Regions from separate parts of the Mus musculus genome. Here regions 2 and 3 are each linked to region 1. The links are chromatin loops, found by intact Hi-C in ENCODE. Cell type or tissue: left cerebral cortex. All regions are shown on one strand.

Region 1 (8,000 bases):
GATTTCTGTCTGGCCAGCTCCCCTTCCCGGTGACCTCTGAGTGCGCTGCAAGCTGGCCATGCCTAGTTCACCCTGGGAAGTAGGGTGCCAAAGCTGGATGGTAACATGAGCTAGCGTCCACCACAAATAGCAACAGGCCTGCCATGAGTGACAGTCCAAATATAGGCCTGCCACAGCGGCCTTGCCACTTCTTAACACTCAAGTGTCACCAGGGGAGGTCACATGCTGTGCTCTGTACTTCATTTACTGTGGGGGCTGAGACCCGAGACTCAGGTGGCTGGGCGAACGGAAAGGGTTGGTGCTGTCATGGCCGGGCCAGAATGGAGACGCTAACAGTCCTGGGCTGTGTGTCTTCCCCCTCAGTTTTCTCAAAGTGTTTTGAGCCAACAGTTCTGGAGGCAATGCAAAGGCTATGTGTTTTCTCTCCCACCATCCTTTGCAGTGTGGGACGTGCTCCCCTCTCTCTGAATGAAGACTCCGCAGAGCCTGTGATTTCTGTTCCTTCTTAGGTGGCACAGTTTTAGGTCTCTCAGTGTCAGCAATTGAGCATCCAGTTCTGTAGATTGATTCAAAGGTTTTCTGGGCATCTCTATTTCTCTCCTCTCTAGCATGGTCCTCTTTAGCAGGATGCCTGTCTCAGGAGGAGGAGCAAGGTAGGGCTTCCCTCCACACACTCCTTGGAGCAGTGGGCTGGCTGTAAGAGCGGTGGAGAAGGTGATTAGCTGGCTGTTTCAGTGGCTGTCACTGGGCAGTGGGGCCTATATCATTCTCAGATCTGAGTCTCCCATGTCTAGAGAAACCCATTATGAAGGCCCTCTCTCGAAGTTCCCACAACCCGGCAGATCCCACCCTACCCACCCCCGCGCCCCCAAGTCTGTTTTATTCCTCCCCAAAGTGTCTGCCCTTCCATCACCAATTGTGACCTTGTGAGTTCTTTTCCTCTGTGAAGGGAGCTTGTTTTGGAAGGTGAACTAGGACACTCCTCGAGGTCTCTTTCTTCTGTAGGCATCATCTTTGCTCCTTGCAAACTCTAAGATGCAAGTGACCTCAATGAGTCTTCCCACCTCCACAACAACAGCCCATCCTCTCTAAAGCTATCACTCCAACAGCAGTAAACAGAGCTAGCTCTCTTAAGGGTCCCTTTGAAGACCCATCACTGGGCATAGGGTAGTGGTGGCATGGAATAGAGGGGCCATGGGCTGGAAGGGAGCATGGCGTAGAGGGGCCACAAAGTAGAAGGGGCATAGTGTGGAGAAGGTATGGCCTACTCTCTCCAACCTGGCAACTTCCTCCGGAGAAACTGTCCTATAGCCTCTGTCCCAGAAGGAAACTCCCCCCCCCCCCAGGTCTTAAAAATATCTCCCAATTATTTGAGAGGCCCAAGAAGTGTGAATCAGGTTCTAAACAATTTCCTTGGAGTAGTATTAGGTGATGAGAAAGGACAGGATGCAGGCAAAAGGATTCTTGTGACATGAAACATGTGGGCTGGAGAGATGGCTCAGCGGTTAAGAGCACTGACTGCTCTTCCAGACGTCCTGAGTTCAAATCCCAGCAACCACATGGTGACTTACAACCATCTGTAATGGTATCTAATGCCCTCTTCTGGTGTGTCTGAAGACAGCTACAGTGTACTCATATAATAAATAACTACATCTTGAGAAAGATGGTGCAAAGCTGTATTTAGGTCCCAATCTATCATATGCATAAGTATGCAATTGGTAGCCAGTGTGAAGCCCCATGTGTTCAGAAGCCATCTGGACATACAAGTTTGCTGAGTCATGTATAGAGTTTGGGACTGGGGAAAAAAATGGTTTCTTTGAAAGTCTGTATGTGGTCATTTGATCTGGGGATTTTGTTTTTTTACTGTTGGGCCTGTTTTAAAATATCATCACTTCAGTATAGCCAAAAATATTAGAAAGAAAATGAAAAAAATTATCTGGACCGTCTTGTAATCTGGACACTTGGGAGACAGAGGCAGGATGACCACTGGAGTTCAAGGTCAGATAGGGTTATATAGAAAGACTCCATTTCAAACAAAACAAAAATTAAAAACAAAAACAAAACAACAACAACCCATACACATAAAGAAGGATATACAGGATGCTCACCACTTTGGTCTGTTGTGGCTTTGGTTTTTGGTGTGGGGCAGAGATGGGGTATGGGGAGGGTTGGGGAGGGACCCACCTAAGGCCTGAAGTATATTTAGCAAGCTATACCACTTATCTACCTTCAGCCCCATATAGTATTGCTTAGATGGGCAGAAACTAAAAATTAATCTATTTTTATCAAAGTGCGATTCATTAGGTAATTGTGATATAGTTAACTCAATATTTGCAAATATTAAAAACAATGATGTAGATGTCTATTGTTTTGGGAGATTGAAACCAGGGGTTCATGCTAAGCATGTCTTTATCATACCTTTTTTTTTTTTTTTTTTTTTTGGTTTTTCAAGACAGGGTTTCTCTGTATAGCCCTGGCTGTCCTGGAACTCACTTTGTAGACCAGGCTAGCCTCGAACTCAGAAATCCACCTGCCTCTGCCTCCCGAGTGCTGGAATTAAAGGCGTGCACCACCATGCCCGGCTCTTTATCATATCTTTATGTAGGCCTCACGACTACTTTTCTTTAATGTGGTCATGCCCATGATATATTTATACATGGAAAAAACATAAAATATCATTTCATCCTACATGTATGTCTTCCTACATGCATGAGCACATACAAGTGTGTACACACACACACACACACAAGCGCACACACACACACACACACACACACACAAGTACACACACAAGCACACACATACACACAAGCACACACACACAAGTACACACACACAAGCACACACACAAAGCACACACACACAAGCACACACACACACAAGCACACACACACACAAGCACACACACACAAGCACACACACAAGCACACACACAAGCACACATACACAAGCACACACACTGTATTAACATCAAGGTTCTTTAGATGGAATAAACTAACAGGATGCTTACACAATGGAGAGATTGATTTTGAAGAATTAGCTCATAAGATTATGGAGGCTTCTGTGGTTAGCAAACTGAAGGCCTAGGATGGTGAAGGCCAACAGATCAAATACAAGGAGGACAAAGATTTCAGTTTTAATCTGAAGGAAGGACAAAGCTTGGCATCTGAGCCGAAAGGCTCCAATGGAGCCAGAATGGACAAAGATCCTCTCCTAGGAATAAAGTGCATTTAAAAAGGAGATATGCATATGCAGGCATTCTTTACCAAGGTGTGGTTTAGCTGCCCCTCATCTCAAGGTCCTTCCCAACAGGTCTTGTCATCTCCAGGAATAGTTACTTGCTCTGGAGGGCACAGCTTTTTAGCATAGATAATCACTTCTTCTGAGGACAGGTGTGACCTCTTCTTCAAGGTTCACCTTGCCTTAGATCATAAAGGTTTTTATGGCTGTCTGTTGTTCTCGGAATCTAAGGTGGCTGCAGGTTTAGAACTGGCATCTTTAGGGCTCATGTGAGGAAATGCAGCAGCACTTTCTATTGGCTTGTTATAATACCCCGGCGGCATGCTTTCAGTAGTGAGGCCATCCTGCTTAGCCTTGGTGCACATATATTGTAGACAAATTCCCTCTCTAGGTCTCAAATCCTTGCTGTCAGGATGATGCTTGGCATAGACTGGCTTGGAAAGCAGAAATATTTAGGCACTCCCCCTCTCCCCCATCTCAATATACCAACAACACAGCAGATACTCAGTAAGTTTACTATATTGACAAAAATAAATGTGTCTGCGATCTAGTTTTTGACACCCCAGAGCCCTCAGTAAGTAAATATTGAGTTCAAATAGAAGTTTGATCTTGCCAGTATGTTTGTTTCAGGAGCCACATACTTAATAGGATCCTGTTGAGGGAAATTCTCATTGTAATGTTGAGAACTAAGATAGGGGCTTGAGAGATGGCTCAGCAGCTAAGAATTACTATTTTTAGAGAGTGCATTAAGCTGTTAACAGCCCCATAGAGTATTCAGTTCTAGGGGACATGACGCCCTCTTCTGGCATCTGTACTAAGGTGTGATGTCGTCCTGCCCATGTATACATGGGCTTAAAAATAAAATCTTTGCCGAACATAGCGGCTGTATGCCTTTAATGTCAGCACTCAGGAGACAGAAGCAGGGTGGTCTCTTACGAGTTCAAGGCTAGCCTGGTTCACTTAGAGAGTTCAAGGTTCGCCGGTGTTGTAAAAGGGAGACTTTGTCCCGCCTCCCCGAAAAGACTTTCCATTGGCTTTCACTTAACCAACTCCAGACAGCCTCCCTCACACAGCCTATCAGAATGAGGGGGCGGGAGCTTCTGCGCCTCTGACTGACAGTAGCGGCTCCCGGAAAATGTCGTGGCCTGTCGCAGTCTAAGGGTGTGCGGCTGCCATGGACAGCGAGCAGCCCGACAGCCTGGATGGCTGGGTTCCGCTGCGTGAGGACCTCTTCCCGGAGCCCGAGCGCCATCAGCTGCGTTTCCTGGTGGCCTGGAACGCCGCGAAGGGCCAGTTCGCCGTCACCTGTCACGACCGCACGGCGCAGCGGCGGCGGCGCGAGCGGCGGGAGGCCGGCGACGGGGGATGTAGCTGGGCCGGGGTGCTGTCGCCCGCCGGGTTCCGCGGCGCGCACCGGCAGCTGGCGGCGCTGTGGCCGGCCCTGGAGCCCTGCTTCCCGCCGCTGCCGCCCGAGCTGGACGCGGCGAGCGGCGCGGGCTGGGGCCTGGGACGCGGGCTGTGGGCCCTCCTGTGGCCGCTCCTGTGGCCGGCGCCTGCGGACCCTGGCGACTCGGCGCTGCAGGAGCTGTGCCGGCAGCTGGAGCACTACCTGGGCCTGGCGGCCGAAGGATGCGGCGGCGCCACCGTGCGCGACGTGCTCTTCCCGGCCCCGGGTGACTCGGCAGACTGCGAGGGCCTGAGCGAGTTCCGCGAGAGGACGCTGCGCGCTCGCCTGGGCCAAACGGCCACCCGGCTGCACCAGGTATGAGGCCCCGGGCCGAGGGCGGGTCCGCGGGACACTCGTGATGCGCACCGGGCGTCGCTGGTGCACCTGCGCCTCTGTTGAGAGAGAGTGGGGACCTTGAAGTTGAAACACGGTGGTGGTGGTGTTTTGTGTTTTTTTGTTTTTGTTTTCTGCTAGGATTATCAGAGTTCGGCTCCGCGCCGCCTGGCTCTCTTGGTTTGTTGTTGTTGTTGTTGTTTTGGTTGTTTGTTTTTGTTTTTGAAACAGGGTCTCAATCTGTGGTCCAGGCTGGCTTTGAACTCAGGACATTCCTCTGCCTCAGCCTCTCCAGTCCTGGGGTTAGGTAAAAGTTTACTTGCAGTTCTGAGCCAGGCTCTGCGCTTCACCTTTTCCCTGTTCTGGGCAGAGCAGGATGTTGTAATGGGAAAGGCCAGAAATATGAAAGTAAAACTGAAAACAAGGCATGTCCGTCGGAATAAAAACATAAGCTAAGTGGAAGCAATTTGGGGTTCTCCGGAGAAGATGAGGGATGGCTAAAACTGTCTGAGGATGAATGACATTTAAAAGATAGTTTTATTATTTTTTCTTCAAGCAATAAGGATTTTTATTATTATCTTCAAGCAGATGGAAAGCCCTCGGGGAGTGAGGCTTTACTCATCTGCCTTTAATGGCAACAACAAGAAGGCTCTTTTGGACCAGATAATTTGAGACACACACATTCATTATTTGTGTGGTAAACTTAACAGACCCTAAAGAGTGGGGACTTTTCACTTCACTGGAAGATTTAGGGAGAATGTATAAGTTTTACCCAGCAACAATTTCACGAAGAGAGCCAAGTTTCAGAGCTTCATTCCACATTCTGGACACTCCTCGGACATTTCCTGTTTTTCCTTATTGAGCCACGGTTCCAGTGTGTTTTCTGTTGCTCTGCTAAACACTCTGACCAGAAGCGACTCTGGGCAGAAAGGGCCTATTTGGCTTACAGGTTACATTCCATCATCAAGGGAAGCCAGGATAGGTTCTGGAGCACAGATATGGACGAAGGCTGGTTACTGGCTGTATGGCTACCTTTCTTAGCCCGGGACCACCTGCCCCCAGGTACCCACATTTGCTAGCAAGCAAGAAAAGGCTAATCTGATGGAGGCAGGCTAATCTGATGGAGGCAGTTGCTCTTGTGCTTCCCCTTCCCAGGTGTCAAGTACACAACTGAAGCTAACCATGAGTCATCATTAATTAAGCAGTGGTTTTGCTGTGTTTCTTTTGAGGAAGGGGAGGTGTATTCAACCATATAGCAAAATCTTGATTGTTGTATATTATCTTAAGCTAAATCTAGAATGAGTCTTTTAAAACTAAAATGGCTTTTAGAAGGATTCTGTTTGTGGGATCTTTGTTTTGAGACAGGGTCTCATATAGCCCAGGCTGTCCTGGAACTCACCATGTAGCTCAGGATGCCCCCATACTCTGATGACTCTCCTGCTTCCACCTCTGAAGGACTGGGAGTATAGGCTTTTGTCAGCAGCCCTGGCTCAGCTGGGATCACCTTACTCTATAAACTCACACACCTACTCCTCATGGTGTTGACTTCACTTTATACTATGAGGAAACTATGGGAGACTTTTCGGGCCAGCCAGCGTTTGGTCCTTAGCCTGATCATTTATATCAGACTTGGCTGTTTAACTAGTACTAGGGTTGGACCTGAGCCTGGTGCATGCATGTTGGACAAGCACTCTAAGTGATGAGTCATCTCCCTCCCTCGTTCTGCTTTCAAGCAGCTTCTGATTAGGTTGCCCAGGCTGCCCTCGAACTCTAGCCCAGGCAGACTTAGTCTCACCCTCACCGCTCCTTTCCTCCTGTGTAGTCCAGCCTCACAGGTCTTCTCTTTTCCTGATGTGTCCACCGTGCTTTTCAGAAGGTTCTGTTCCAGGATTGAACCAGTTTCAGCTTCCCAGAGTGAAGTCTGTAGTGAAGGCCGGATCCCCTTCCCGCTTTATCGTCCCAGAGTAGCTGAATTACAGGTCTGTTCCTCCAGACCAGCTCACAATTGGTTCATTTCTTATTTTCTTAAACCCCGCCCCCAATTCTTAACCTCTGTATACTGGAAAGTTACATTGTCCTCAAGTTCAAGTTCATTCCCTTGGGGACATTCTAGTAAGCTCATACTATGGCGCTATCCATCGGGGACTTAGAGACGGAGGGTAGAAGTACTAAGTGTGTCGCATCCACAGAAGTGTAGTCTTTTATGTTTGCTTGCTTTGAGGAGGACCTTGGCTTTGTAGCTCAGGCTGACCTGGAACTATTTAGCCCAGGCTAGCCTCGGGCTCACAGTAATGCTTTTGCTTTAGCCTCCCAAGTGTTGGGACTATAGGCTTGAGCCATCATGATAATTATGATGTTATCATAGTTATCCTCGAATTATTATTAAATAGCCATAAAAACAGTGTTGAATGACTGTGATAATATTCCACAGACCAGCCATCTTATTTAACTATTGTGTTATTGGGCCTTTAGTTGGAGAACACTTTCATGTTCACACAGTTTAAAATTGCTGTTTTAAAATTGGTATTTTAAATTTAATATTGGGTTTCTTTTATTTATTTTTGGTAAGATTTTTTTAAATGTCCAGATTCAAGCTCTATTTACATTTTACCCTCTAGGTTCTTCAAGATCACGGGAAAGCCAATACCATGGTAGCATTAATGAAAGTTTATCAAGAGGAAGATGAGCTCTATCAAGAATTAGTTACCATGGCAACCACATTCTTCCAGTATTTACTGCAGCCATTTAGAGACATGCGAGAAGTTGCAACTTCATGTAAGCTTGGTATTTTGGTATGTTTCCTGGTATTTTTATCTTACTACCTTCTTTGTATTATTATTTTAGCCACATATAAGGTTCAGTCTGTTTTCACTTTGAGTTCATCTTTATATTTAGATTTTATATATTTACATATATATTCATATATATACATACATACACACATATGTAATTTTTATTTATTTACTAATCTATTTAGAGA
Region 2 (8,000 bases), 400 kb before region 1:
AGTCAGGGCTGGGAACTGAACCTGGGTCCTCTGCAAGCAGCAAGTGCTCTTAGCTGCTGAGCCATCTCTCCACCCCCTAGATATCTTTTTTACTGCATTTTATTTATTGTGTGTGTGTGTGGAGGGGTGGTGGTGCATGTGTGACATGGCACGTGTTTGGGGGTTGCAGGACAAACGCAGGGGCCCCATTTTCTTTCTGAGGGGGGTGCTGATCACAGAGGTGAGAAACACACAGGTTTCTCGGCTGACCTTCAAGATAAGGTAGCAGTTGAGAGCTCAGTGCATCTTGAAAGCAAGCTGATCCCAACAGCTCCCGTGGAAGCTCATTCTCGCTCAAAGCATTAGGTTTATGTTGTCATCCTTAGCAGCAAGCATCTTTTTTTTTTAGACATAGTCTTTCCTAGCTGACTTAGAACTCACTGTGTAGACCAGGCTGGCCTCAAACGTACAGAGATCTGCTGGCCCTCATGCCTGGCTTCTGGCCTGATTTTTTAAAAATAAGAGAAACATATGCTCTCAATAAAATCTTTTGCTTAGTCCAATATATCAAAAATATCTCCATTTCAGCATGTGATCAATAAAAATAGTAAGAGTCCAGACATGGCAGCACAGGTCTTTAATCTCAGTATCTGGCAGACAGGTGGAGCTCTGAGTTTTAGGCCAGCCTGGTCTACATAATGAGTTCCAGGATAATCAGGAACCAAGACATATAGAGAGATCATGTCTCAAAAAAATAAATCTAGCCAGGCAGTGGTGGCACACACCTTTAATTCCAGCACTTGGGAGGCAGAGGCAGGCAGATTTCTGAGTTCAAGGCCAGCCTGGTCTACAAAGTGAGTTCCAGGACAACCAGGGCTATACAGAGAAACCCTGTCTCGAAAAAACAACAACAAAAAAAACAAACAAACAAAAACAAAAAAACAAGAACAAAACAAAACAAAACAAACAAACAAACCTAACATACCCCTCCCTCTCCCTCTTCTCAAACCCTCAAACTCTGAGGGGTTTACTACATTTACAACACACCTTGGTTAGACCCAGCTTGATTCCAGTGGCCAGAGACACACTGAACTTCTATCTTGCAGCACAGCCTAAAAACCTGGGTGCTTTCTCATTCTTTGGCCAGGAGCACCCCCCCCCCCACACTCCCTCTCTCTTAAAGTCATTTATCTCCTTGTCTCAGAAAAAAAAAAAAAAAAAAAAAAAAAAACCTCCTTGGTTTTGAAACCCTCTGTTGAAGCCCCTTTCCGTATAAGGTGGGGACATTCACTGATCATAGGGACATGCTAGTAATGACACCTGTTGATCCCAATGGTAGAGATGCCCAGAACCTCGTGGAAGCAGCCAGCGCTGGGGCTGCCATCTCAGTGAAGGTCGTTGCCAACATTGCTGCCAATCTGATCGCCTTCCTGGCTGTACTGGCCTTCATCAACGCTGCCCTCTCCTGGCTGGGGGACATGGTGGACATCCAGGGACTCAGCTTCCAGGTGTGGCTGTGGTGGAAGGGATGGTCTCAGGACATACCTGGAAGAGCCCTCCATCTCACCCAGTTCTCTTGCCTTTTTATCCTCAGCTCATCTGCTCCTACGTCCTGCGGCCTGTGGCCTTCTTGATGGGCGTGGCCTGGGAGGACTGTCCAGTAGTGGCTGAGCTGCTGGGCATCAAGCTGTTTCTCAATGAGTTTGTGGCCTATCAAGAGCTTTCCCAGTACAAGCAGCGACGCCTGGCAGGGGCTGAGGAGTGGCTTGGTGACAAGAAACAGTGGATCTCTGTGAGTGTCCTGATCCGCTTCTTGCCTCTATTTTGGAAAGCGGGTTATTAACATTTATCCTAAAAACACTGCCATGAACAAAATTATGTAAGCCATGCAATTATAAAATTAACCTTTCTGAAAGAATACAGAGTCATAACCTAATGTTAGGAATTTTTTTTTAAATGTCTATAATAATCTCGCTATCCTTAGACAACAGCGATTGCTTTTATCTGTTTTCTTCTTTTTCGTGTGTTGTTTTGGGGATATGGATTCATGTAGCCCAGGCTGGCCAAAGATATATAGAAGAATGGCCTTGAACTCCTTCTGCGTCTGCCTTCCAAGTGCTGGGATTACAGGAGTGAGCCTTCATGGCCAGCTGTTTGTTCTAAGACAGAATTTACACAGTTGCTTATCTATGTTACATTGTAGCCAGCTTTCCCCATCCTCATTAGGGTGTATCTATTGAGCTTTTTATTTTCAATGCTTAAGATTGTACTAGGCCCTCATGCACACCAAACACTGAGCTATACACCATTAGAAATTTACTTATCTTTTTGTTTGGTTATTTATTTTGATTTTGGTTTTTGTTTAAAGAGACAGGGTTTTTCTGGCCTGGAACTCCCTCTGTAGACTAGGCCAGCCTTTACCTCCTGAATGCTGGGCTTAAACGCATTTGCCACCATGCCTGGCTCCAAAATTCATGTTATCTTTAAAATATATAATAGTTATTTCAGTGTGTGGGTGTGTGTGTGTGAGAGAGAAAGAGAGTATTTGTGTGTATATGCCTGTGTTTCTCTGTGTGTATGTATGCCCCCTCTTCTCCCCACTCTTCCCTCCCCTCTCTCCCCTCCTCCCTCTTCTCTCTCTCTCTCTCTCTCTCTCTCTCTCTCTCTCTCTCTCTCTCTCTCTTCTCTCTCTCCCATATCACACGTATGGAAGCCAGAAGGTGATTTGTAGGAATTGACTGACCTTAGAATGTCATGCATAATGACAGCATTTCACCTGCTGAGCTATCTCACAGGCCCAAACTAGAGTGTCTACCATATTTTCCAGCATTGTGCTCTTGGATCATCAGCTGAACTCCTTGTCTGGCTATGTGTATGACGATGTTGAAGTGAATATCTCAGTGTAGAACTTTCCCTGCTTCCTGGGTCATTTCTTCAGGAGCTTCCTGAGGTGTGGTTAAGCACAACTCCATGCCAAGCCCTCCTGGAGCAACTTTCCTAACTGCTATAGTAGAGGCTAAGTGCCGCCTCAGTGTGCCTCACTACAGTTACCCCCAGAAATAAAGCTGCACTGGAAGTCTGTATTTGAAGGCATGTTGAGGGCTGAAGATGAAGCCCATTTGGCAGAATGTTTGAATGGCATGCACAGAGCTCTGGGTTTGATCCCCAGCACTGCACAAATTGTTAAGCCCAATCCTCAGTTAGCAGAGGCAGGAGGATCACAAATTCAGGACCATACTTGGCTACTTAGAGAGTACCAAGAGGGTTGGAAAGATGGCTCAGCAGTTTAAAGCACTAGTTGCTCTTCTAGAGAACCTAGGTTCAATTTCCAGCACCCACATGACAGCTCAGAACTCTATAACTCCAGTTCCGAGAGCTCTGATATCCTCATATGTATGCACATGCAGGCATAACATCAAAGCACATTTAAAGAAAATGTGTTTAAAGAAAAGAATTCCAGAAAAATTTTCTTACCTTTAGAATGTTTCCAGTTTTGCTTTGAGACAAAGTCTCATTAAGTTACCCAGGCAAGCCTTCAGTTCATAGTCCTCTAACCTCCATCTAACTAGGAGTTCAAGGCCAGGCCACCAGGCCTAGATTATTTCTGTTATGGCTTTCTGTAATTTCCCCCTATTATTCCCTCCTCTTAATTTTGTTTGAAAGAATTTAATTTTTTTAAACAATAATTTTTATACCAAACCTTTCTCTCTGAAAGATTTCCCTTTTCCATTCCCTTCTTTCTAATCTTATAAAGTGGTTGTGTAAGTATCAAATTCCAGAAACAAAAACAAACAAACAAAAATTCCAGAAACAACGAGATGAACTGGTAAGACCTTGAGCTGAGCTGGACAGGACTGGATGCCGCCACCTCTGGCACAGCTGCCTTGTCTATGTGAGCTTCTGCCACTGGACTTTGTGAGCCTTAGCGTATTTAGTCAACCCCCAAATGAGTAGGACACAACTACCTTGAAGCTATAGTCATTATCCTATGGTAGCCTATGGTTTTATGTTTAAAATACGTCTTTTCTTCAGTGGTCTAAAATTTACTTAATCTATGGTGTGAGGCATGAGTAGCAAGCAATTACTTCAAAGTGTTCCATTTTTGTTTGTTTGTTTTTGTTTTTCGAGACAGGGTTTCTCTGTATAGTCCTGGCTGTCCTAGAACTCACTTTGTAGACCAGGCTGGCTTCAAACTCAGAAATCCTCCTGTCTCTGCCTCCTGAGTGCTGGGATTAAAGGCTTGCGCCACTATGCCCCGGCTGTTTGTTTTGTTTTTAAGCTCCTAATAAGGAGAGGTTTGTATCTTTTTTGTTTAGACTTGTTTACTTTATGTATGAGGGCTCTATCTGCATGTACACCTACATTCCAGTAGAGGGCATCAGAGCCCATTATAGATGGCTGTGAGCCACCAGTGGTTGCTGAATTCAGGTTCTCTGGAAGAGCAGTCAGTGCTCTTAACCACTGAGCCTTCTCGCCAGCCCCTAAAGTACAGGTATTTGCAGAGACCAGAAAGAAGCAAGAGACTGCAGAGATGGGAGAAAAGGTGGCCTTTGGCACACTTGAACCAGCCTGAATCAGAACCCAAAAAGCTGGTAATTGGACAGGGGATGTAGCTTAGCTGGTAGAGTGGCCTAGCATACATGAAGCCCTGGGTTCGATTTCCAGCGCTGCACAAGTTGGGCACAGTGCTGTAGATTACTGTCTGTAACTTCAGAGGTGGAAGCAGGAAGGTCAGGAGTTCGAGATCATTCTTGATATAATGAGCTCGAGGACAGTCTAGGGCGACTTGAGGTTCTGTCTCAAAAACACAAAACAAAAGGTGTGTCTTAAGGACACAGGCTGAAGGACAGCTGAGAGAGAGGCTTGTGGGGGGTGGGGGGTAGCTGAGTACGAGCTGACTTAGAGTGGGAGCATGTGGCCAGCAGAGCTCTATCACAGGGGCTCCAAGACCAAGGCCATAAAGGAACTGAGTGAATGAAGGCCAGGGATGCTTCATGTCCTGGAGGGAGGCCTCCTTGTAATCTGCATTTTCAGGTCAGAGCAGAGATCCTGACGACGTATGCCCTCTGTGGATTCGCCAACTTCAGCTCCATTGGCATCATGCTGGGGGGTCTGAGTGAGTCCCGGGCTGGGCAGCTCCCAGGGGACAGGAGAACTCCAGGGGAGGGTGGGGAGGGTTGGTGGGACAATATGCAGAGTAAAGGGTGGAGGTCACAGGTAAATGGAGGACAGACACCCTCACCGCAGCCCCTTTCTGCTCCCTTCCCCGCTCCCTACATACACACACACACACACACACACACACACACTCAAAAAAAATGTGAGTTTTCTGGCTTACCTCTGCTTCTCACTATGCTCTCACAGCCGGCCAGGGAGAGGAAGGTCCCTCATGAACGTGGCTCTGCATGCATGGGCACAGCAGCCTTTCAGGGTAGAGAAAAATGAGGTGATGGCCAGGAAGGGTCTTGGCCTGGACCTAGTCCTTGATTTGCCACATTGGGGACTCATCTTCCTAGCTGGGCATAGTGACATACATCCACAACCCCTTCATCCAGAAGAATGAAATCAGAGAATCCTGACTCAAAGCCAAGGCTGGGCTGTATGAGACCTTGTCACAAACCAAACAATAGCACACACTCCAAGGGCTGGGGTGTAGCTCAGTTGCTAGAGCTTGCTCTACATGCTCAGGGTCCTGTGTTTTATCTCCAGTACCACGTAGACTGGGCACAGTGGCTCATGCCTGAAATCTCAACATTTGGAGCATCTGGGAGCAGCAGGAAGATCAGGAATTTAAAGTCATTCTTGACTACATGGGGGAAGTTCAAGGCCAGCTTGGGCTGTGTGAGACCCTGATGAGAGAGAGAGAGAGAGAGAACTTCTATCTTTCCTCCTGCTACAGTGGGTGATGGTGAAGAGGACATAATTGGATGCTGGGCCAGAGAGCAAAGCCAGGAGGGCAGTGCCAGGGCTTCAGGAAATGGGCAAAGGGGTGGGTGGCTTCCTTGGCCCTAAGCTCTCTTGCACCCCGGCAGCCTCCATGGTCCCCCAGCGGAGGAGTGACTTCTCCCAGATTGTGCTACGGGCACTGATCACAGGGGCCTTCGTGTCCCTGGTAAACGCCTGTGTGGCAGGTGAGTGCTGTGCAGCGGCCTCAGAATTCCGACCCCTTGCTTTCTACCCCCTCTCAGGCAGTGCTGGCTCCTGAGCCAACTCTCCAGGTTGTTTCCTTCCACAGGGATCCTCTATGTGCCCCGGGGGGTCGAGGTGGACTGCATGTCTCTTCTGAACCAAACTGTCAGCAGCAGCAGCTTTGAGGTTTACCTGTGCTGTCGCCAAGTCTTCCAAAAGTGAGTGCCTGCCTGGGCTGTATGTGAGAGTCATAGAGCAAAAAACCCAAGTACCCTCTTGCTTTTGGCACTAGGAGCCAGGGTACCTGGGTACGAATGTCATGGCTGCAGCAGCCTTGACCAAGAGAGGAAGAAATAAAGGCTTAAAGACAAAGGCTGGGGAGGAAAGGTAGACTAGAGATGTGGAGTGACTTTCCCAGGGCTGCACAGCCTATTAATTGCTATAGAAGCAGCCTGGATAGTGTACTGCTTTCTTTTCAGCACCAGCTTGGAGTTTGGCCAAGAGGCACTGCACAACTGCTGTCGATTTTACAATCACACAGTCTGCACGTAGCTGGGACCAAATATCTTCCTAACCTCAAGGCTCATCCATCCTGGATAAGGCCATGGGACTCACCACGACTTCCATCCCACAGCTGGGAAAAGGCGCTGCAGTGAATGACAGACGCCTCACACCCTGGTCCCGTTGCTGCTCCCCATGTCCTACCTCTCCAAGTGTGGGTTCCCAGTGTCTAGTCGGCCCCCTCGCCCTCTGAGAGCAGACATTCTGGTCCTCTCTATTCCTCTTTCTTTGGGACCCTCATGTGCACCTGCCCAAAGCCTCCTCCCTGCTCCCTTCCAAGCACCGGACTTGCTGGGTGCCCCCAGAAGCTGTCTCTAGAGACCTTCTTCCGCCCAGTCTCCAAGAGTGCTTTCCACCCCAGTGTCCTGTGGGGCACCATCTCATTAGGTGTGATGTCAGAGTGGCCCAGGCTCCACTCTGACTCGGTAAAGTTTGATGCGAGCTTGGTGGGTTTGTTGATGTTCTAGATGGGTCTCATGTAGCTCCTTCTAGCATTGACCTTACTCTGTAGCTGAGGTCACCCTATTCCTCTGTCCTCCCGCCGTCACCCCTGAGTGTCAGGAGTACAGGTGCGCACTATCACACTGCGGCCATAAGGACTTCTTGTTTGGGCTGTTGAGAGATCTCAGTGGGTAAAGGCATCTGCTGCTAACTTGATGAACTGACTCTGATGCCTGGACCCCCAAGGTGAAAGAGGGAAGCCATCTCTGCATGCTGTCCTCTGACCTCTACATATGTGCGTGGCACATGCTCTGCCCCTCCCAACTAAAAATAAAGTATAACTTAAAACCTTTACTATTTGTGTGTACAGTGTGTATGTGAGTGCCATCAGGGAGGTGTGGAGACCAGAGAACAACTTTCGAGAGTTGGTCCCCTTCTACTTTATGTGGGTTCTGGGGAAGCTCTTTACCCGCTGAGCCAACTGCCTGCCCAGGAGCTTTCTTTGTTGGTTTTTGCTGGTTGGTTTGTGACAAGGTCTTACTATGTAGCCCTGGCTGGAACTATGTAGACCAGACTGATCTGGACCTCACAAAGTTCCTCCTGTCTGTTTCCTGAGTGCACCATGGTAGTTTTTTTAAAAAAATGTTGCTTTTTGTTTGTAATTCTTTGTCTCTATAGTCTTATATCTACTTTGTTTGTGGGTCCTTCCTGGGTTGTTCTTTTATGTCTCCTAACAATATCTTCTCTGGCTCAGCTCAGCCTCTCCTGGCTCAACTGTCACCAGCTGTCTTTTCTTCATAGTCGGCTTTCATGTGTCTCTTATTTTCACTCTTCAGAATCTCTCCTCTTCCTCTCCTCTCCTCTCCTCTCCTCTCCTCTCCTCTCCTCTT
Region 3 (8,000 bases), 49 kb before region 1:
AAATAAATGTTTTTGATCAGAAAAAATTTTCAACCGAATTTAAAGGCAAATTACAAGCTGGGGAAAATGTTTGAAAAGACACATTTGATGAATGAGTGTTACCCAAAGTAGGCAAAGAGATATTAAAACCTGGTGATGAGAATTCAATTAAAAATAAAATGGGTTGGGAGGGGAGGCTACAGAGATGGCTCAGTAGCTAAGAGCACTGACTGCTCTTCCAAAGGACCCTGGTTCAATCCCCAGCATCCACATGGCAGCTCACAACTGTCTGTAACTCTAGTTCCTAGAGATCCATCACCTGCACACAGACACACATGCAGAAAAAACACCAATGCACATAAAATAAGGAAAAAAAAAAGGGCTGGAGAGATGGCTCAGCTGTCAAGAGCACTGACTATTCTTCCACAGGTCCTGAGTTCAATTCCCAGCAATCACTTGGTGGCTCATAACCTCTGTAATGGGATCTGATGCCCTCTTCTGGTATGTCTAAAGACAGCCACAGTGTACTCATGTTCATAAAATAAATAATTATTTAAAAAAAAAGAAATGGAAAAAAAAAACCCCAGACCAGAGACCTTAACAGAGACATCACCTGGAAAGACATGTTTACGATAAATAAACACATGAAGAGATGGTCACATCATCCATCAGAGAAATGCAAACTGAACAACAACAGGAGGTGGCTGCACACTCACTGGAATGCCCAACCTGGAGCACAACTCCAAATGTTGGTGAGCATTTGAATCAACAGGACATCTCATTCACTGCTGGTAAGAATGCAACATTATCCAAGTCAGAAAATATCACCTGGCCCAACAATTGTCTTCCTTAGTATTGACCCAAATTTGTCTGCACAAAATCTTGAAAATGAATGTAATCTTAGTTACTTTTATTACTGCTGTGATAAGCCATAAGGATCAAGGCATTTAATTGGGGCTCACAGTTCCAGAGGGTACTACAGTTCATGTCCACCATGGCAGGGAGCAAGGCAGAAGACAAACAGATGCAGTGCTGACAGCTTACATCTGATTCACAAGCAAGAGACAGAGAGAGCTAACTGGGAATGGTGTGGGCTTTTAAAGCCTCAAAGCCCACCCCCAGTGATACACTTCCTTCAACAAGACCACACCTCCTAATCCTTCCTGAAGAGTTCTACGAATTGGGACCAAGCATTCAAATACATGAGTCTATGAGGATCATTCTTATTGAACCACCACAGTTGTTTATAGTAGCTTTGTAAGTGTGAAAGCTTAGAAGCAACCAGGATTTCCTTAAAACCAGGAAACAAACACATGCTACAAAGTAAAAGAAGACTCTATAAAAAGGTTACAATGCTGTATGGTTGTAACATTCTGAAAAACAAAGCTATTCAAAGGGTGAAGATGTCATGGTTTGGGGAAAAGTCAGGGAAACTGGGCATAGCACAAAGGTATCTTAAGCAATGAAAATACTCTGTAAGCTCTGATACAGGTTGTTGTATAGTTATCAAAACCCACAGAATGCAGAAAGAGTGGTCCTATGGGTAGTGGTATGCTAGCATGAAAGTGACGTGCACGGAGCAGAGTCTCTGTGCCTCTCCCGCCCTTCTGTGAAGTTCAATGTGCTCTAATTTTTTTTTATTTAATTATGAACCAGGCAGTGGTGGCACATGCCTTTAATCCCAGCACTTGGGAGGCAGAGGCAAGCAGATTTCTAAGTTCAAGGCCAGCCTGGTCTACAGAGCTAGTTCCAGGACAGCCAGGGCTACACAAAGAAACCCTGTCTCTAAAACAAACAAACAAACAAAATCTAATTACAACCTAAAGAGCAATGGAACAGACAACAACAATGCATTAAAATAAGAACATAAATGAGGTTGTATTTGGAAGCAAATTCGCAACTAAAAACAGCAGGGTAATGTAACAGATCCCAGAAGAAAGGTAACCATCTTAGACTCTTACTAAGAAGTATTAGCTGAGTGTGGAGGCATAGATCAGTAATCCTAGCACAGAAGAACCAGAAGGTTAAGGCCAGACTGAGTGAGAATCACAGTGAAACCCTGTCTCAAATAAGTCAACCAACCAATCAACCAAGCAGACAAGCATAGTCCTTGTGAGATGACTTTGGTGGTTAAAGGTACATGTGGCCAAGCCTGACAACAGGAACTTGGTCCCCAGGACTGCCATGGTGGAACAAGAGAACTGACTCCTGTAAATTGTCCTCTGACTTCCAGACACTTGAGCCCCCTTCCCAACAAATACATAAATAAATGTAATAAAAATTTTTAAATAGAAGTAAACAAAAAAGACATTAGAGAAACAACAAAAGAGGAAGCAAAACCATTACAAAAACTAAACATGTTATATGAGCTGGGTGTGGTGAAACACATCTTTGACCCCAGCACTCAGGAGACGGATGCAGGAAGATCTCTATGAGGTCCAGGCCCGTCTGATTTACACAGGGAATTCCAGGACAACCAGGGCTAAGAAAGAGGAAAAAACTCAAATGATCACATTCTTGGGATTCAGACCCAGGACAAGCAGCTGAGGTGCATAAGTAGACCTAGCCTCCAGGTTCTCCCAGCATCCCTCAGTCCCTACCGGTTGCAGCGTAGGTCTGGCATACCCTGCCCTCTGCCCTGAACTTTCTAGCCCAGGGGCTGGGCTGCCCCTCCCCCTGAAGCTCTTCCTTATATATCTAGACAGTTTGGCCTCTCACTCTCTCTCTGCTTGCTCTTTCTCTCTTTCTCTTTCCTCTCCCCCCTGTCTCCCTCACCATTAGTGAATTCACTGGTCCTCTCCTGTGTGGTCAGTGAACTCCCCCAACAGCTGACCCCAATAAACCTGCCTTTATACTTTAATTTGATTTCATTTCATCAGTGGAGAATAATGTCACAAATGATAGCAGAAAATATTAACTCCCCAGCCACTTCTTTTGAGGCATCAACAGCATAAATGTCACCTGGGGTCAGAGAGATGGTTTAATAAGTTAAGACACTTGCCACCTGCCATCTCACCGACCTGAGGGGCTCTACTTTCTCACACTTTGTTACTGGTAGATCACAAGCTTTAACAATTAACCTTTGAGCCCATGAACCTACAAACAATTAACCTTTGCTAAACCTTTTAATAGTTTAACACTATAATCTTTTTAGAAAGAGAATCAAATGAAAATTATATTTTTATTTCTTTCCTAATGATTCTGCCCTTTTTGTATCGCTCTGGGTAGAAAACCTACCATCCTGTTGAATATTAGAAGTGAAAATGGATTTTCACATGTTACTGTTCCCTGTGACAATAGCTATTAAGTTTCATGTTTACAGTAGGCTTCTGCTAAAAGCTTTTCATTAAATTACTATCTATTCTCATTTCGCTAAATAGAAACTGGATTTTTAAATGTTAACCTTTCAGATAATTGTGTAGTATTAAACTCCTAAATTATTAACACAATGAATTGCAGTGATAGGTTTTTAAACGTTAAACACTTCTGGGGAAACCTTTCTTTTTTTTAAGTCTATCTGGATAGACTACTCGGTAGGCTTAGTGATCTGTCAAGAGCTTTGTCTTTTGGTGAGTTTAACTCCGAGTTTTCTCTTGAGCTATCTTTGCTGGGTTTAGCTATTAAGACACTGGTGCTGGTAAATGATCTGAGCGCTTTCTTATGTTAAAATACAGTGTTCGTTGGGGTGGAGAGATGGCTCAGTGGTTAAGAGCACTGACTGCTCTGTAATGGGCTCTGATGCCCTCTTCTGGTGTGTCTGAAGACAGCTACCATGTACTCATACTCATATACAATAAATAAATAAATAAATAAATAAATAAATAAATAAATAAAATACAGCATCCATGACAGCAAATCAGGCAAGTAAAGTATGTGCAACTTGATGCCCTGTACCAGGCAAAGGAGCCAGTGTGTGCCTGTGCCCAGTGTGTGCCTATGCCCAGTGTGTGCCTATGCCCGTGTGTACCTATGCCAGGGTGAGAAAAGCACAGGCCAAGCCTAGAAAGTGAGTGTAATGGTCTCACTCTGTAGCCCTGGCTCTCTGTCCGTCCTTCCTTCCTTCCTCCTCCTTCTCCTTTCTGCTTCTCACTGTATAGCTCTGGCTGGCTTGGAACTCTCCACGTAGACCAGTCTGGTGTTGAACCCTGAAGGCTGGTATTAAAGTAGTGTGCTACCATGCCCAGAAAAGTTACATCTTAAATGAGTAAGAGAAATGAAGTAGATTTGGCTCAAGCTGATAAACAAGGTAACATTTTTGCTCCTGATTTTGTATATTAAATCCAAAAGCCTTGTATGTTTGGACTGCATGTAAGGTCCTTTCATTACACCTATGTTTCTTATTTTGTTCTTTTTGCTTCAAATTCTGACCTCAAACTCGCAGCATCCAAATGAACTCTGAACTCATTGTTCTAAACCTGCTTACTTTTAGTTTACTTTAGCATTTGGTTTGCACATTCCTGGAGAACTCTGGCAGCTTACTAGGGTGCTCAGTAATTGCCGCCCCTGAAATCTTAAGTCTTTTCTGCAGCCTCACAATGTGAACTGGAATAAGCTGGGCTTTTTAATCCAACAGGATGGATGTCCTTGTAAAACACAGCAATAAGCAGAAATAAGGAGAACAAAGTTTGACAACAGAGTAGGGCCATGCTGCCTCAAGTCAAAGCACACACAGGATTTTTAGCGATCACCAGAAACTAAGTAAGGCAAAGATATCATATTCAAAATGACAGAGGAAGCCTACCTCTACCAAGGCGCAAATGTCAAATGTCTTTTGTTTTAGTCTCTCAACATTTGAGGTCTATCCTCAGGAAATTTATCCAAAAGTGATTTTACTTATCTTCCTAGACCCATGATCAAGGCTAGGAAGCTCTTGGTCCTTTCCTGGATGAATATGCATGGGCTTGCAACCAGGGGGAGTCAAGAGAGCGACTGAGTAAAGGTTACTGAGGTGCAGTGCACGCTTTGCTCTCTATAAGCAGGGTGGCAAGAATGAAGAACACTGAGAAGCTTAACAGCCAGGGCTGGGTAGCACAAGAACGCAGAGGAGTGTCGCAGGGGCGGGACGGCGTACTTCAGTCCCCAGGATGCCGCCTGCCAGGGGAGCAGAGAATAGCATACTCAAAACAATGCGGCAGCTCTCCACACCCACCCAGGAGCTACAAGCCGGCCCCCGAGTCTCCCACGATCCAGACGCCACGCAGCTAGACGCTAAGCAGCAGAGGACTCGCTCTGAGCATGCGCACTGGGAAGAGCCAAGCCCAGCCGCGCCGCGCGGTGCCTGACGTGGAACTTCCTCCCTACGGCTAAGAAGCCGGAAGTGGACTCATTTTCCACCGGAAGGAGGGAGAAATTATGACCGAGAGCCTGACACCTGATGCTAGCGGCTTTTGTCTCGCCAAGTTGACCCAGTATTTGGCCACCTTGTGCGGCGGGTGACTATGGTGTCCAGGTAAGTGGCTGACGTGGCAGGCGTCCCAGGAATGGGAGAAGAGATGGGTAAGCTGCCCGGCTATCGATCTTCCTTCTCTGTGTTTGTTTTTTCTCCATCTTTTTCAAAGAGGGTTGCTAGCCCACGGAATGGTGGGTAGATATGGAAGGAGAAATACGCGGTCACACAGACTGAAGTTAAATTAAGCACACACACATACGTACGTACATACATGCACACATACAAACACATATTCACATGCACAGAGCTGTTGAATATTGGCTCTGTAAATCCAGGCATTCCGAATCGATGACTCTTGCCTGAGGGAGGAATCACCTGTTGCAGTAATTTTAGCGCCCGTGAGCACATGCACACGCAGTGGGTGATTTTTAAGTTTCTTGAATGTGTCAGCAAAGGCATTTAATGTTAGAAAAGGGCAGCAAGGAGGCGGTGGAAAGTTGCATGGTTTGTTGAGGACAGATTCTAAAATCCCATAGAATTCTTGTACAAAGGAGTTTTTATATTGCTTTCTGATGGTGTGCGTGGATGGGTAGGAGGTTGGAAAATTGAAGGAGTGAAGACAGTAGTGAGGTGCACTTAGATACTAGCCTGATGGCTTAGTAGTTAAGAGCATTTGTGGCACTTCCAGAGGCTCTGAGTTTGGTTCCCAGCACCTATATCAAATCACTTGTACCTCAGGACCCAAGGAGTCCAACACACTATTCTGGCCTCCTTGAGCACCACACACATATGTCATTCACTCACAAAGACACGAACATACATATATATAAAGCTTAGATAAGGTGTGAGTCCACCAAAGGAAAGTCATTCGTCAGCCATCAACATGTTTGACCCTGTAGATCAGTGGGTCACAACCGTGGGTCACAACCCCTTTGGGATCAAATGACCCTTTCACCTAAGGGGTCACCTAAGACCACTGGAAATACAGACATTACATTACAATTCAAAACAGTAGCAAAATTACAGTTATGAAGTAGCAACAAAAATAATTGTATGTTGGGGTCACCACAACATGAGGGTATTAAAGTCACAGCATTGGGAAGGTTGAGAAGTGCTGCTCTCGATGGAGATGAGTTTGCCGTGTCTGCCGTTCCCGGTGTACTGTGTAGCAACAGAAGGCAAACATGGGAATCTTCCTTACCTATTGCCTGTTATTGCATAGAAAACCCTGGGGGTCTTAAGCAAGATCTGAGCTCCCCCTAGAAAGCTTGTAGCGGAATACTTATTTGTGCGCTCACTATGGCTTTGTGCTGGCAACCTGTAGAACTTTACCCTAGCCTCTTTATGGGAAATTCACTATAAAGAATTTGTAAGTTGCCTACAAGTCGAGGAGAGATGCTGTAAAGTTCACTGTAATCAGTCTCTCTCTGTCTGTCTGTCTGTCTGTCTGTCTGTTTGTAGGTAATATGACATCTGGTGCTTGTGTAGCTTTAGGTTTGCCCTGCATTAATGCTGCCAGCTCAAGTGGACCCTGAGTTATTGCTATTATCTTTCTTATACTACAGTGGAAACATGTAGGACAGTGGAAACCTGTCAAGGAAGGGAGCCTAAGAGGTCCAAAAAGGTAACTGTATATTAGCAAACACAGAAACATTATCAGCATCAATGACAAAAGACCTTAATAATAAGGAACCATTCAGTTAGGTGTTCACTGTGGGGGATCCCTAAGTACTACCTGTAAACAAATTTCAAAATCTTTGCTCCCAAGATACCCTTAAAATTATTGAGAGCTCAAAAGAACATTTATAGGCTATTAATATTTGAGCTATTAGAAAATGAAAGCTAGCCAAGTGATGGCTACCCCTGCCTTTAATCCCAGCATTTGGGAGACAGAGGCAGGTAGATCTCTGTGAGTTCAAGGCTACCTGGGTCTACAGAGCAAGTTCCAGGACAGCCAAGGTTACACAGAGAAACCCTCCCCCTCCCCGCCCCCACACACAAGAAAAGAAAATGAGGTCTGAAACATGTTTTAAGGATAAGAATAAAGGGCACACACCCCAGTAGTTTTGACAGTGGTCAATGTCTCCACATATTTTGTGGATTCTAAACTCTGCTGTTTGTCACTCTCTTGTTTTGATGGAAAATATTTTGACCTTACTTAACATCGGAAGGCTTTCAGAGGCTCCCATAGGAAGCATATTGTAAGCATAAGTGCTTTCCTTCCAAGCCTGACAATACAGACCTGAGGTCCAGTGTTCCTGAAGTTATATCAGGAGGATGGCAGTTCAAGAGCTGTCTGGGGCTAGAGAGATGGCTCAGTGGCTAAGAGCACTGACTGCTCTTCCAGAGGACCTGAGTTCAATTCCCAGCAACCACATGGTGGCTCACAACCATCTGTAATGGGATCTGACGCCCTCTTCTGGTGTGTCTGAAGATAGCAACAGTGTACTCATATACATAAAATAAACCTTTAAAAGAAAGAAAAAGAAAAAGAACTGTCTGGATAACTGAGAGAGACCTTGTCTCCAAATAAAGGGTACAAAGGCTGGGAATATAGGTCAGTGCTGGAGTGTTCAGTTAGCATGCACCAGGCTCTGGTTTTAAGTGGCTTTATCCAAATGTTATAAAAATA

Evidence for each region. A loop is a pair of places that touch in the nucleus more often than their neighbours do. Peaks named below come from ENCODE experiments on the same cell type or tissue, not always from the same donor. Only the 100,000 strongest peaks of a DNase experiment are listed, where the experiment ranks them.
Region 2: a loop joins it to region 1, with 2.2 times the contacts of the local background. A loop is called at or near these places in 6 of 42 quality-filtered maps.
Region 3: it touches region 1 in a loop (2.4-fold over the local background); 13 of 42 quality-filtered maps call a loop at or near these places.

The regions. Positions count from the first base shown.
Region 1 is chr7:81,566,908-81,574,907 of GRCm38, forward strand. Fsd2 (fibronectin type III and SPRY domain containing 2) reads right to left here and starts at 74. Exons shown (of 13, transcript NM_172904.2): 1 at 1-74. It overlaps Whamm (WAS protein homolog associated with actin, golgi membranes and microtubules), which reads left to right and starts at 4,385. Exons shown (of 10, transcript NM_001004185.3): 1 at 4,385-5,002; 2 at 7,639-7,812. The coding sequence starts at 4,415. In left cerebral cortex, CTCF peaks have their summits at 1,573 (motif pointing left), 4,071 (motif pointing left) and 4,823; DNase peaks (open chromatin) are centred at 4,330, 4,868 and 6,707; H3K4me3 peaks cover 2,246 bases; H3K27ac peaks cover 1,114 bases.
Region 2 is chr7:81,162,953-81,170,952 of GRCm38, forward strand. Slc28a1 (solute carrier family 28 (sodium-coupled nucleoside transporter), member 1) reads left to right here. Exons shown (of 18, transcript NM_001004184.3): 13 at 1,319-1,487; 14 at 1,574-1,771; 15 at 5,014-5,095; 16 at 6,012-6,110; 17 at 6,215-6,326; 18 at 6,588-7,464. The coding sequence ends at 6,660. Among named protein-coding and RNA genes, the nearest start is that of Gm44968, 39 kb to the right of the region's middle. In left cerebral cortex, CTCF peaks have their summits at 1,466 (motif pointing left) and 4,341 (motif pointing right); a DNase peak (open chromatin) is centred at 4,379.
Region 3 is chr7:81,518,249-81,526,248 of GRCm38, forward strand. 2900076A07Rik (RIKEN cDNA 2900076A07 gene) reads left to right here and starts at 5,302. Exons shown (of 4, transcript NR_160675.1): 1 at 5,302-5,428. In left cerebral cortex, CTCF peaks have their summits at 3,735 (motif pointing left), 4,939 and 5,138; a DNase peak (open chromatin) is centred at 5,210; H3K4me3 peaks cover 1,580 bases; H3K27ac peaks cover 942 bases.